2 separate regions of the Homo sapiens genome follow, and region 1 is linked to region 2. The links are chromatin contacts, found by Hi-C or POLR2A ChIA-PET in ENCODE. All regions are on one chromosome and are shown on one strand. The core of a region is the stretch at or near the end of the contact, and the rest is flanking DNA. Distances in the headings are between cores, read along the strand shown. Region 1 overlaps NCEH1 (neutral cholesterol ester hydrolase 1). Region 2 holds the start of TNFSF10 (TNF superfamily member 10).

Evidence for each region. Hi-C counts contacts between places; a loop is a spot of excess contacts on that map. ChIA-PET counts read pairs that join two places held with the same protein, here RNA polymerase II (POLR2A). Pooled maps may share reads with other maps.
Region 1: a pooled map shows a loop between it and region 2 (2.2-fold over the local background). The contact joins the enhancer-like site here to the promoter of TNFSF10 in region 2. A Hi-C loop is called at or near these places in 1 of 50 pooled maps. POLR2A ChIA-PET finds 5 or more read pairs at or near these places in 2 of 52 experiments (OCI-LY7 and activated CD4-positive, alpha-beta T cell).

Annotation. Positions count from the first base shown.
Region 1 is chr3:172,689,554-172,696,750 of GRCh38, reverse strand. The region is part of intron 1 of NCEH1 (neutral cholesterol ester hydrolase 1); the gene reads left to right. Among named protein-coding and RNA genes, the nearest start is that of NCEH1, 18 kb to the left of the region's middle. RefSeq lists an enhancer at 6,845-7,197. Within about 2 kb of position 5,195, at least 9 of the 41 ENCODE cell types and tissues checked have a DNase peak (open chromatin) inside an H3K27ac peak, as active enhancers do; they include OCI-LY7, where a contact is called at or near this core.
Region 2 is chr3:172,521,239-172,528,246 of GRCh38, reverse strand. TNFSF10 (TNF superfamily member 10) reads left to right here and starts at 4,817. Exons shown (of 5, transcript NM_003810.4): 1 at 4,817-4,994. The coding sequence starts at 4,863. It also overlaps the pseudogene TBPL1P1. RefSeq lists an enhancer at 4,836-4,885.

The DNA.
Region 1 (7,197 bases), core at 3,946-6,445, 170 kb before region 2:
CAAAACACCTCATGAAACTGATGGTATATTTACCAAACATTGGGGAACATTTTCATAGTGTTTACGAGCATGGACTTTGGGATCGAGGAGACTTGTGTTCAAATCCCGGCTTTGAGCTATCCTAGCTGTGTGACCTTGAACAGAGGACATAACCCAAGGGTTTGTTTACTGATCTAGCAAGTGATTAAAATGCTCCATCTGGAAAGTTATGAAGATTGCACAATATGTGAATAAAGGTTTATTGTTCATTGTTATCATCATCAAACATTAGTTAAATATGTAAAGCACTTGGAGCAATACCTGGCACACGAGAAATATATTTAGTCCAAATCTGATTTTTGTCAGTTGTCTACACTAAACTACAAAGGTAATTTTTTTTTTCTTTTATCGTCACCATTATTCTTGCCAATCTGCTATTGCTCTCAGGTTTGCGGATTTCTATACAGGTGTAGATCTTCTTAACATGGGCTGCTGTTGGTTATGGCTATTAGGTTTAAATCCTGACTTTAGCACCTGTGACTAGTTGGGCAAGTTATTTAACATCTGTGTTAGTTTCTTATCTGTGAACATGAAGATAATGACAGTACCTCCTTCAAGGCTTATAAGGATTAAATGTAATTGTGTATATGAGTTTCTTAACCCAGTGCTTGGCATATAACAAGAACTCAAAACCTCTTCCTAAAGTTAAAGTTTTAGGGTCCGTAGATTTAGTTTGCTGATGTTCTAACTGGATATATGAATCATCATTATCATAGCTAGCTCATTTTTCTTTTTCTTTTTCTTTTTTATTTATTTATTTATTTTTTTGAGACAGAGGCTCACTCTGTCACCCAGGCTGGAGTGCAGTGGTGCCATCTCAGCTCATTGCAACCTCTGCCTCCTAGGTTCAAGCGATTCTCCTGCCTCAGCCTCCCAAGTAGCTGAGATTACAGGTGTGCTCCACCATGCTCAGCTAATTTTTGTATTTTCAGTAGAGACAGCATTTCACCATTTTGGCCAGGCTGGTCTCAAACTCCTGACCTCAAATGATCCACCCACCTCGGCCTCCCAAAGTGCTGGGACTACAGACGTGAGCCACCGCACCCAGCTGCTAGCTTGTTTTTCTAACCACGATTTGAATACATTAACCCAATATTTATACCAACCTTGTTACATAAGTACTATTGTTGTTATATTATAAATGAGGAAATTGAGGCACAAAGAGGTTAATTAAATATCTGCCCAAGTCACATACCCCATAAGTGGCAGAGTCAAAATTCTACTCCAGGTAATCTGTCTGGAGGTAGTGCTCCAAAAGCTAGAGAAATCGTCTCTTAGTCACTGTCTTATATCAAGGAGCTCCACTGGGCTTTGCCAAGGTATTGTTCATTTTAGAATTTTGTGTCAACTGTGAAGAGTTCCTTAGGCTGTAGGTACCTTAGGCAAAGTTGTTGAAATGACATTTTGTTAAATTAAAGTGCTTTACTTGAATTCTAGTCCTAATGGCAGGTGACCTTGCCTCAATGTGAAGGTAGTGAAGAAGTACTTACAAGCAGGGTTGATATTTTCCTCAACAAAGGGCTTTAGATTTGCTCAAATGATTGACAACTCTGGGGCTTAGAGATCTGGCCTATGAGTATGGAAAAGATGACTTTGACTTCTGAAGTTATGAAACATAGGTGTCTTCAGTTGACCACCATAATTGAGGAAATATACCATGTCCTCTCTATCATGTTAGTTGAGCAATTATTATGTGCTAGTACTTGGATATAGCAATTCACAAGACGAACAGCACTTGGTCCTCCTGGAGCTAAAATCCAGGCTAAAAACATGAGATGAATAAGTAAAGGAAATATAGGAAATAGGGAGAAATTTGTTGGCAGGTCAGTGATAATGGAAACCCTGGAAATCCATGAAATCCCCTGAATGAAGAATAGTGTTAGAGCTGCCAAGAAGAGGTGGAGCCTCAGAGGAAGCAGAAGTTGGGAAAACAAGAAAAAATGGGAAGAAGGCATCAGAGAAGCCCAGACGGAGTACTGCCAGCAGGGTGGGGCTGCTATGATGAACTGTCCTGAGAAGCCGAGGAACCTGAGGACTGCAATGGGCCTGTCAGGGCCCCACAAGTGCACTCCAGGCACCTGTGCCTTTCCATTCAAAGTCTCAACCCGTAACCTGTCTGTTGGAGTGATGTCAAGGATGTCCTCCAAAACTGATGTTTTGACTTTGGCAATGTTGATATTGAGCCATCATTTCTGACAAGAAATAGTCAAAATATAGTTTATAGGTTGTGATTAAAATTCAAGGTGGAGGTTACCGATGGAAATTACTGATGTACTAAATAGTAAAATACACACATACACACACACACACACACACAGACACACACACACACATATATATAACTCTTTCCCCAAATAACTAAATTAATGTCAGTTGGTTCATCAATGTGGAAACATATTTTACAGTCTGGACTCTTCACAGGCTTAGTAGCCTTTTCTGTCTGTCTCAAAAGGTTCTCATCAGATTAATAGTAAATTTAGTCCATTTTAGATTAAATCCTATTAGTTCTATAGTTGTATAACATTTAAATACAGGCCTGGCATTGTGGCTCATGCTTGGGGAGGATGAGGCAGGAAGTTTGCTTGAGCCCAGGAGTTTGAGATCATCCTGGCCAATGTGGTGAGACCCGTCTCTACAAAAAATTTAAAAAGTTGGCTGGGTGTGGTGGCACGTGCCTATAGTCCTAGCTACTCAGGAGGCTGAGGTGGGAGGATCATTTGAATGCAGGAGCTTGAGGCTGTGGTGTACTATGATTGGGCCACTGCACCAGCCTGGGTGACAGTGAGACCCTGTCTCAAAAAAATAAAAAATTTAAAAATTAAATACACATACTATACTTTTGTTAAGGACAGTGGGTCAGTATTTTACAGGATACTCCATGTGCCACATTTGGTTCTTGGCAGCCACAGAGGTTTCTACTGACCAAAACCAATAACGTGTCAGTCATATTTCCTCACATAGCTAATTAAAATTGCACAATTCTGAATTGTTCAATTAAATGAAGCTTAATACATGGATGAAAAGAAAAATAGTATTATTGGTTACGTCTACAGAAGGAACCTCTTTGGTAGTGATGTTCAATTACTCTAAAAACATTAACATGGTTTCTGTCTCTCTCAAAGCATATTTCGAGAGCAAATAATAGAATTTAAGTGCTTTAAAGAGTTGGACTTTCATTTGGGTATTATGAGTGGTTAAATATCTTTATCTCATCCCCAACTCTAACCACCCCCTCCCATTTTTTTTTTTTTTCATATTCAGGCTTTAGAAGATTGGCAAGCAATCATGGGTAGCATGTTAAAATTTGACACACCTGTAATCCTTAAAGTTGCTGAAATACAGATTGGTCCTTGTGGCTTTGTGTGCACACGGTTTGCTTTCAGGGTCTTTTTATAGATGTTGAAGTTATACTTAAACATATAGTCTTATATTTTGTTATAGCTCTTCTTCTTTCTGTTTATGGAGGAAAATGATGCATTATTCATTTTTAAAGCGCCAGCATATTTTCAGCAGACATTTATTGGCTACCCAGAATGTGTCAGACACTGCAGAGTCCTGGAGCTTCTCATACTCTGAAAAACCAAGATGTAGACAATCCCAAACAAATATGCTGAGGGCTTCAGTTTGTGGTACAAAGTGGGTCCTACGGGAGCCAGGTTGGAGGAAGCCCCTGTAAGTCTGAGGAACTCAGAGGAACCCAGAGGAAGTGCTGGCTGAGCTGGGTCTGAATGGATGAGAAGTAGCACTCTTTCAATAGGAAGAACATTCCAGGAAGTGAAAACAGCAAGAGTCTGAGGTGAAAGAGCATGGCAGACACAGGAAGCTACTGCTCTGGAGTTTCTGAAAGTATCAAAGTTTGAAGGAAATCTTTACATGACTGAACCATGGGTGGGACTAGCCCACCTTGTGTTGTTAGATCTATTACACTGCTTTAATTTTGGTCACTTTTAATAAGCTAATAATAGGATGATGAAAGCACACAACCAACATCAAGAGTAAGTATTACTTGATGAAATAAACTTGAAACTACTTACTAAAAATATTCTAGGCCAGGCACGGTGGCTCACACCTGTAATCCTAGCACTCTAGGAGGCTGAGGCAAGTGGGTCACTTGAGCCCAGGAGTTTGAGACCAGCCTGGGCAACATAGTGCAACCCCATCTCTACAAAAAAATTAAAAAAAAAAAATTAGCCAGGTGTGGTGACATGCACCTGTGGTCCCAGCTACTTGCAAGGCTGAAGTGGGAGAATCACTTGAGCCCAGGAAATTGAGGCTACAGTGAGCCTGTGATCCTGCCACAGCCCTCTAGCTTGGGCAACAGAGCCAGACCCTGTCTCAAAATAAAAGTAAAGAGAGAAAGAAAAATAAAAATATTCCATTACGAACCTTACAGTAGCATTTAACTCCTGGTGGCCAAATATATAATTTGATTGAAAACAATGAGGTTTTTCTTCTGTTTGGTTTTAGTAGCTTTTTGTCTTTAATAGAAACTTCTTTAAGTCTGTCTTTCTTGCTGTATCCCTAATGTATTACTTCAGACGGTCATTCTTTGTTTAAAGTTTGAAACAAACACTGCAGTTGTTGGCAGCTATGATGCCTTATTGGAGACAAAGGCTTCTTGAATGTTTGTCAAAAGGGGTGGATCTATGCTTAGAGAAGGTGACCTCTTGTTTTGACTACCCAGTCTGGTTTCCCTCTCACCTTCTCTCACTACACCCTGTTCTTTCTTTCTTTCTTTCTTTCTTTTTTTTTTTTTTTTTTTTTTGAGACGGAGTCTTGCTCTGTCGCCCAGGCTGGAGTGCAGTGGCACGATCTCGGCTCACTGCAAGCTCCGCCTCCCGGGTTCACACCATTCTCCTGCCTCAGCCTCCCGAGTAGATGAGACTACAGGTGCTGCCACCACGCCCGGCTAATTTTTGTATTTTTAGTAGAGATGGAGTTTCACCATGTTAGCCAGGATGGTCTCGATCTCCTGACCTCATGATCCGCCTGCCTCAGCCTCCCCAAGTGCTGGGATTACAGGCGTGAGCCACCGCGCCCGGCCAGCACCCTGTTCTTTCTTTACCCTCATTTGCCAGTTCTTCCTGTCACTGGATTTGTTTAATTACTCCTAAGTAATTCCATCTCCACTGCCTGGCTGAAAGCTCTGGAGGGGAGGGGCTTGTCTGTGGACTTCCCCACTGTGTGCACAACTCCTAAAAGTACCTGGCACAAAGTAAACACTCACATATTTGCTGAGTGAGTGAATAGATTGATGAGTGACCGAAAGTCACTCATATTCACAATTATATTGAATACAAATTATGTAAGAGGTGTATGCTAAACCTAGGGGAACAAAAATGAAGGAGAGATCTAGAAGCTCATAATGATAATGCAACAAGTTTTAAAAGTAAAAGCTTAAACTAGAGAGCACAAAGGCAGGAGTGATGGTCTGAGGGATGAGTTGGATAGGGCACCATAGAGGAAGGGATGTCTGACATGGATACTGAAGGATGGACTGGGGTTTGGTCATGAGGGGAAGCAGAAGAAATTTCAGTAACAAATGGAATCCTACAGTCCAGCCCGCTCTATGTTTGGAGAAAGTATCTACTGCCCAGACAAGACAGACAAGTTGTGTAAGCAAAGTGTGTACAAAGAAGCAAAATATAGGAATATGAGTAGGTAAAGGGTGTTTGGGCAGTGTGTGGATGTCAGGGAGTAGACAATGTTTAAGTTACATAATCCCTGGATGTCATAGCTGCTTTAAAAATTTCCCCACAGAAGCATAATTTCTTTAGCAAATTAGAACTGAATTATTTTATTATAAAAGGTAGATAATCATGCTATAGAAATTTTGGAAAATAGAAAAAAAAATTACCTATAATCTCACCTTAACACAACCACTGTTTCTTTTTGTGTATGTTTTGTTTTTGTTAGGTTGAATATGCACTATTAACATTAGAATTCTAACAGAAGGATTTGTCAAATTACTGCATATTATTTCCATCTTTTGTAATGGATGCATTAGAGCTTGTGTCATTTTTAAACCTAACTATTCTCCTATTACCAAAAATTTAGACTGTTTAGTTACTTGCCACCATAAATAATGTTACAGTGGACATATTGTATAATCTGTTTCTTAGGATTTCCCTCAGAAGATTCCTAAAAAGTAGAACTACTAGATCAAAGGCTGTAAATATTTTTGCAGGTCCTATTACATATTTCCAAGTTATTTTCCAATTTATATGGCTAATAGCAATGTGCAAGAATGTTGATTTTGCTACACACTTTTCCAGAACAATTGTAATCGATTTTTTTAACTTGTTACTTCAGTGGCTTAAATGGTTACCTTGTTTAATTGGAATCTCTTTGAAAAGAGTTGACATTAAAATTCTTGTTCATTCCTTCAATGAATATTTATTGCATATCACTTTGCACCAGCACTATTCTGGGGAAAGAGCAGTAAGCAAGCATAATTCCTGCGTTCATACTCTGTATTCTTAAAGAAATGTTCATTTAAAAAAATGCTTGGCTGGGTGCGGTGGCTCACGCTTGTAATCCCAGCACTTTGGGAGGCCGAGGCGGGTGGATCACGAGGTGAGGAGATTGAGACCATCCTGGCTAACATGGTGAAACCCCGTCTCTACTAAAAATACAAAAAATTAGCCGGGCATGGTGGCGGGCGCCTGTAGTCCCAGCTACTTGGGAGGCTGAGGCAGGAGAATGGCGTGAACCCGGGAGGCGGAGTTTGCAGTGAGCCGAGATCGTGCCACTGCACTCCAGCCTGGGCGACAGAGTGAGACTCCGTCTCAAAAAAAAAAAATAAATAAATAAAATAATAAAAAATAAAAAATAAAAAAATGCTTGAGGGGTTAAACATTTTCCCCCACCTCATACAGCTGGCAAGTGGCTACAAAGAGATTATAAAATGGTCTATTTTACTCTCAGTCTTTCCAATTTTACTATACTACCCTGAGAAGGGAAATACAGGGGCTTTTTTTTTTATTTTGAGATGGAGTTTGGCTCTGTCACCCAGGCTGTCACTCCAGGCTGGAGTGCAGTGGTACAATCTCAGCTCATTGCAATCTCCGCCTCCTGGCGCTCAGGTGGTCTACCCGACTCGGCCTCCCAAGTAGCTGGGATTACAGGCTCGTGCCATCACGCCTGGCTAATTTTGAA
Region 2 (7,008 bases), core at 3,568-6,067:
TGAACCCAGGAGGCGGAGGTTGAAGTGAGCAGAGATCATGCCACTGCACTCCAGCCTGGTGACAAAGCGACATTCCATCTCAAAAAAAAATTTAAAAAACAATAATAATAGAATTCATTTCTTCACTCAAAGACAGTGTGTCCAAGACCTGACAAGACTTCATTTTTATTTTTATTTTACTTTTTATTTTTTTGAGTCTACGTGTCCTGCTCTTGCCCAGGCTGAGGTGCAGTGCATGATCTCAGCTCACTGCAACCTCCTCCTCCGAGCCTGAAGTGATTCTCCTGCCTCAGCCTCCGGAGTAGCTGGAATTACAGGCACGCACCACCATGTCCGTGAGCCACCGCACGCGCCCAGCCTAACAGCTCTTATAATTAAATCCTTACTTCAGAAGAAAAGTTTTAAAATCTTTAAAAATCTTCAAAAATCTTCACAGGGCACCAGTGGCAGCAACAGCTTCTGTTTTTCCCTTCATGTTAAAAGCAAACAAGGATCAACTATTGGCAAAATTAAGTGCTGGAAGTATAGATCTTTTAGAGAAATACCCAGCCTTATAGTCCCGAAACCTTTTCCTGCATCTCTGCTTGAGGAATGTACAGTCTTCTCTTCACCTCCTTTGTCCCTTGGTCTGATTAGGAAAACAATCCAAGCCTCCCAGTGTGGTTACTTAAACTTACTTTAACATTTACATTTTAACTAACATCTTTATTCACAGAATGAAATATTTGGCACTTAGTCTAGGGATGTCATGCACTAGGAAACAAGTAATAGATTTCTTGTAAGGCTTGGTGGGGAAGACTTAACAATTCTGTGTCTGTGACCATTCTGCAGAACACACTGCTGCTCCTGAGGTAAAGAGCCTTAAGATTCTGGAGACTATGAAATGCTCATTCATCCAACCAGCATAGATCGTGCTCACAGTGTGCAAGGCATTGGTAGCAATGCATGTGGCAAAGTTTCACTCTCATGCAACCTACATTCTTATAAATGGGGTAGCCATAAAATAAACAAATAAGTATAGAAACAAACAAGAGGCTGGGCGTGGTGGCTCACGCCGGTAATCCCAGCACTTTGGGAGGCCGAGGTGGGCAGATCACGAGGTCAGAATATTGAGGCCATCCTGGCTAACAAGGTAAAAGCCCATCTCTAGTAAAAATACAAAAAATTATCTGGGTGTGGTGGCATGCACCTGTAATCCCAGCTACTCAGGAGGCTGAGGCAGGAGAATCGCTTGAACCCAGGAGGTGGAGGTTGCAGTGAGCGGATACGGCGCCACTGCACTCCAGCCTGGGGGACAGAGTGAGATTCCGTCTCAAAAAAAAAAAAAAAAAAAGGAAACAAGATACACTGGAAGTTCTCTAACCTTCAGTCAGTATGTTCCACACAGGGAATGAAGAACTTAGGCTATTCTTCTGTTTCCATCTATATATCTAACAAGAATTAAATTATTCTCAGAACTGATTATGCCAGTTGTAATTACATAGTTCATATAAATATCATGGAAGCCAATAAAATATGAGTTGTTTCTTGGAATGCTGAATTTAATGCTTTGTAAGGACTTCATTAAAAATTACTTAAAAATTATAAAACAGGCCGGGTGCAGTGTGTAATCAAGCCTGTAATCTCAGCACTTTGGGAGGCTGAGGAGGGTGGATCACTTGAGGTCAGGAGTTCAAGACCAGCCTGACCAACATGGTGAAACCCCGTCTCTACTAAAACTACAAAACATTAGCCAGGCATGGTGGTGCACAGCTGTAATCCCAGCTACTCAGGAGGCTGAGACACGAGAATCTCTTGAACCTGGGAGGCGGAAGTTGCAGTAAGCCGAGATCCCACCACTGCACTCCAGCCTGGGCAACAAAGTGAGACTCTGTCTCAAAAAAAAAAAAAAGTATTTTTAAAAGGTTCTCAGCCGGGTATGGTGGCTCACGCCTGTAATCCCAGCATTTTGGGAGGCCAAGGCAGGTGGATCACCTGAGGTCAGGAGTTTGAGACCAGCCTGGCCAACATGGTGAAACCCTGACTCTACTAAAAATACAAAAAAAAAAAAATTAGCCAGGTGTGGTGGCGGGCACCTGTAGTCCCAGCTACTCGGGAGGCTAAGGCAGGAGGACCACTTGAACCCAGGAGGTGGAGGTTGCAGTGAGCTGAGATTGTACCACTGCACTCCAGCCTGGGTAACAGAGTGAGACTCTGTCTCAAAATAAATAAATAAAATAAAATAACAAATTCTCACTCCAGTTTAAAGAAACTGAATTGCTGATTAAAGGTTATGGTTAATGTATGGATGCCAGTCAGCAGATCCATGCTAGTAATAATAATAATAATGGCTTTAGCTCTATATTATTTAAACATTGTTATAACAAAAAGATTAAGATTTCTCTATATCAAATATGTATATATAATATCTTCATATTTAATACGTTAGGAGGCTCAAAGATAGAGGTAGCCAGACCTCTTGACTTTTTTTTTTTTTTTTTTTGAGCTGGAGTCTTGCTCTGTCACCCAGGCTGGAGTTCAGTGGCACGATCTCTGGTCACTGCAAGCTCTGCCTCCCGGGTTCACACCATTCTCCTGCCTCAGCCTCCCAAGTAGCTGGGACTACAGGCACCCACCACCATGCCCTAATAATTTTTTGTATTTTTAGTAGAGATGGAGTTTCACCGTGTTAGCCAGGATGGTCTCGATCTCTTGACCTCATGATCCGCCCGCCTCGGCCTCCTAAAGTGCTGAGATTACAGGCGTGAGCCACCGCGCCCAGCCGACTCTTGTAACTCCTCAAATCACCCCATCTCTTGACCTGACCCCGAGATAAGCCTCCTTATTTCCACACTCTAGACTTTCTTACGTGCTTATAAGATAGAGATGTTGACTTCCTGCACGTTTCCCATTCCTTCGTTTCATGCCTTTCACGTACATCATAGCCGTAATGTTTCTATTTCTGGATTATAACAAAGGTGTTAAGTTGGTTTTCTTTGGTCTTCTCCCCTGTGTTTCTCTGCCATCTCTCGTTTCTTGTTTCTGCCCTGCCCGGCTGTGTGTCTTGTGCATTACGGTTATCCTACTCATCTTTCACCTGATTTAAAAAACTCATTCAGTCTAGGACTTAGAGTGTAAGTGTGTTCAAATAGTGTTAGGTTCACATAATGTCTAAAACTTTTAGTAGGAAAAATGCTACCTTGCCAATTTGTCTGTGTCTGAAAGGAATTTGCATTTAAAAATTTGGCAATTTGACAGAGGCAAATTTAAAATTTGAAAATATTTTCTTAAATATAGACTCATTTACAGATAGAAGGCAAGGGCAGGAAGTGATGGTGACCAGCGGTGCCTGAATGAACTCAGGAATGTAACTGTAGATCTAGGGTCCCAAACTTTAGGTTTCAAAGGATCTCTTGGAGTACTTGCTGAAAAATGTAGGTTCCTAAGTCCACTGCCAGAAACTCTGACTCAGTGGGTCAAGAATGGAATAACTAAACAATGGCCCCATGCAGTGGTTCATGCCTGTAATCCCAGCACGTTGGGAGGTTGAAGCAAGAGGATCACTTGAGGTCAGGAGTTCGAGACCAGCCTGGCCTACATGGTAAAACCCCATCTCTACTAAAAATACAAAAAAATTAGCTGGGCATGGTGGCATGCACCTGTAATCCCAGCTACTTGGGAGGCTGAGGCAGGAGAATTGCTTGAATCTGGGAGGTGGAGGTTGTAGTGGGCCGAGATTGTGCCATTGCACCACTGCACTCCAGCCTGGGCGATAAAGTGAGATTCTGTCAAAAAAATAAATAAATACATGAAAGAGAGAAAGAAAGAAAGAAAGAAAGAAAGAAAGAAAGAAAGAAAGAAAGAAAGAAAGAAGGAAAGAAGGAAAGAATAGAAAAGAAAAGAAAGAAAGAAAGAAAGGAAGAAAAGGAAAGAAAGAAATGCTGAATAAGATATAGAGACAACATACAGCTGGGCCAGCTTATGACATCTGATAGTGGGGAGATTTGGGGCTGGGTCCTGAATCTGAGGGTAATTAACTCCCTGTAACTTCTTTTCCTAATCTGTAAAAGGATAGTGACAGCGAGACATTGTGATGGGGTTAATATTTTGGAAAACATCCACATGTTTTTTTCCTTTGCCTTTCTGAGTGTGTCAACTACTTCCTACCTGTCCAGCCTAACACACAGGCATGTTGTCTTGGTAGGGATGGAGATCTGAGAAGGAGATTAGAATTTGTGTCTGAAGGTTTGCAAAGAGGAAGAAGTCGTCAATATTTAGATTCTGACATTCAAGATGGAATTATGTAGCAAGACCATTGCTATGAGACAGTATTTCTATTTTCCTTTATCCACTCCCACCCTGCCCTCTTCCCACCCTCACAGTAGCATGAGAAAAACCACATATGGAAGTTTCAGGTCATAAAAATTATCTTATAATTTAGAAAACAGGCCTTGTGCCTATGACAGCCAGGCCATGAGGCTTAGAGCTCTGTGGTAGAATGAGGATATGTTAGGGAAAAGCAAAGAAAATCCCTCCCCTCTTTGGCTGAGGACATTATCAAAAGGAGAGCAAGAAAGAGAAGAGAGAAATGGGCTTGAGGTGAGTGCAGATAAGGGGTGCATGGATCCTGAGGGCAAGGAGAGGAGCTTCTTTCAGTTTCCCTCCTTTCCAACGACTACTTTGAGACAAGAGCTGTCCCTGGGCAGTAGGAAAGGGGAGGGACAGTTGCAGGTTCAATAGATGTGGGTGGGGCCAAGGCCACAGAACCCAGAAAAACAACTCATTCGCTTTCATTTCCTCACTGACTATAAAAGAATAGAGAAGGAAGGGCTTCAGTGACCGGCTGCCTGGCTGACTTACAGCAGTCAGACTCTGACAGGATCATGGCTATGATGGAGGTCCAGGGGGGACCCAGCCTGGGACAGACCTGCGTGCTGATCGTGATCTTCACAGTGCTCCTGCAGTCTCTCTGTGTGGCTGTAACTTACGTGTACTTTACCAACGAGCTGAAGCAGGTCAGTGCAGTGCAGTGCACTCAGTCTTCGAGGCGCTTAGCAAATGTCTGGTTACCTGCTTCTTTGCATGTCAGCTTGCCCCTCTCTGAAGACTTTCCTGCTTCCTTTCTCTGTGGGTACACTCTAACTGCTAAATCACATAACAACTGAGGTCTTTGCAAAACTGTAAGTTCAAGAAATTGTGTAAACTAAGTGCAGTTACACAACTGGCTTCACTAGTTACTAGCAGATGTGGGCAACAAAACTCCTGAGGGATTTTTTGTTTTTAAAAGTATGTGTATTTTATAATATCAGCCATTGCAACTCTTCATGAAAGCTTTCTGCTAAATGCTTTGTAGTTCTTTTGTTTTCCTTTTCCAAACTTTTATTTGTGCACATTCAATTGAAAAAGATAATTTTTACAGGTTCTTTGGTGCCCATTTTCAGCATACAAAAATGTAAAAGACTATTCACAGATAAAACACATTAGCTCAAAATGGAAAAAAATAACAATGACAACAATAAAACAACCTAAGGTAGTGCACACTGTGACAGCTCTGCTTATGGGGACATGAGAATTCCTGCGAAAATAAATAGAATGTCCTTTTGTAAAAGCAGCAATGACATGTCTTGTAAACTTCCTTTTTTATATTATAACAAGGTTTGGAATAAAATCCAAAGGGACTGGAGCTTACACTGTAGCCATGAATAAATAAAAGAGTCTATTTCCTCAATTACCGTTGGTTCAGTTTTCCTTTTGAGTCCAATGTGCAGCAGGTTTTAAAAGGTGCACAGTAAGAGATTCTAACCAATTAAGTGGTGAATGATAAAATTTCTTTCCTGCTTTCAAACACAAATGGGTAAATCTGTTCCACAGCAGTAGCAACAGCCTTTAAATAGGGCCTTGTTACTGTGATACTTCCTGTCGAAAAAATCTGTAATGTAGCTCTTAGAGTCTTTATCCAATAGCACACAGCAGGATGAAGTTCAGATTCATAACTCACATGAGGTCTATTGCTCTTTGTGAATTCTGGCAAACAGATTTCTTTATTTTTAAATTTTTTTATTTTACTTTAAGTTCTGGGATACGTGTACAGAACGTGCAGGTTTGTTACATAGGTATACATGTGCCATGGTGGTTTGCTGCACCCATCAACCCATCATCTAGGTTGTAAGCCCCACAGGCATTAGGATTTGTTCTAATGCTCTCCCTCCCCTAGCCTCCCACCCCCGACAGGCCCCAGTGTGTGTGTTGCCCTCCCTGTGTCCATGTGCTCTCACTGTTCAACTCCCACTTATGAGTGAGAACATGCAGTGTTTGGTTTTCTGTTCCTGTGTTAGTTTGCTGAGAATGATGGCTTCCAGCTTCATCCATGTCTCTGCAAAGGACATGAATTCATTCTTTTTAATGGCTGCATAGTATTCCATGGTGTATATGTGCCACATTTTCTTTATCCAGTCTATCACTGATGAGCATTTGGGTTGGTTCCAAGTCTTTGCTATTGTAAATGGTGCTGGAATAAACATATGTGTGCATGTGTCTTTATAGTAGAATGATTTATAATCCTTTGGGTATATACCCAGTAATGGGATTGCTGAGTCAAATGGTATTTCTGGTTCCTTGAGGAATTGCCACACTGTCTTCCACACTGGTTGAACTAATTTATACTCCCACCAACAGTGTAAAAGCATTCCTATTTCTCCACATCCTTCCAGCATCTGTTGTTTCCTGACTTTTTAATGACCACCATTCTAACTGGAGTGAGATGGTATCTCATTATGGTTTTGATTTGCATTTCTCTAATGACCAGTGATGATGAGCTTTTTTTCATGTTTGTTGGCCACATAAATGTCTTCTTTTGAGAAGTATCTGTTCATATCTTTTGCCCACTTTTTGATGTGGTTTTTTTCTTGTCAATTTGTTTTACAAGAAACAAATTCCTTGTAGATTCTGCATATTAGACCTTTGTCAGATGGGTAGATTGCAAAAATTTTCTCCCATTCTGTAGGTTCCCTGTTCACTCTGATGATAGTT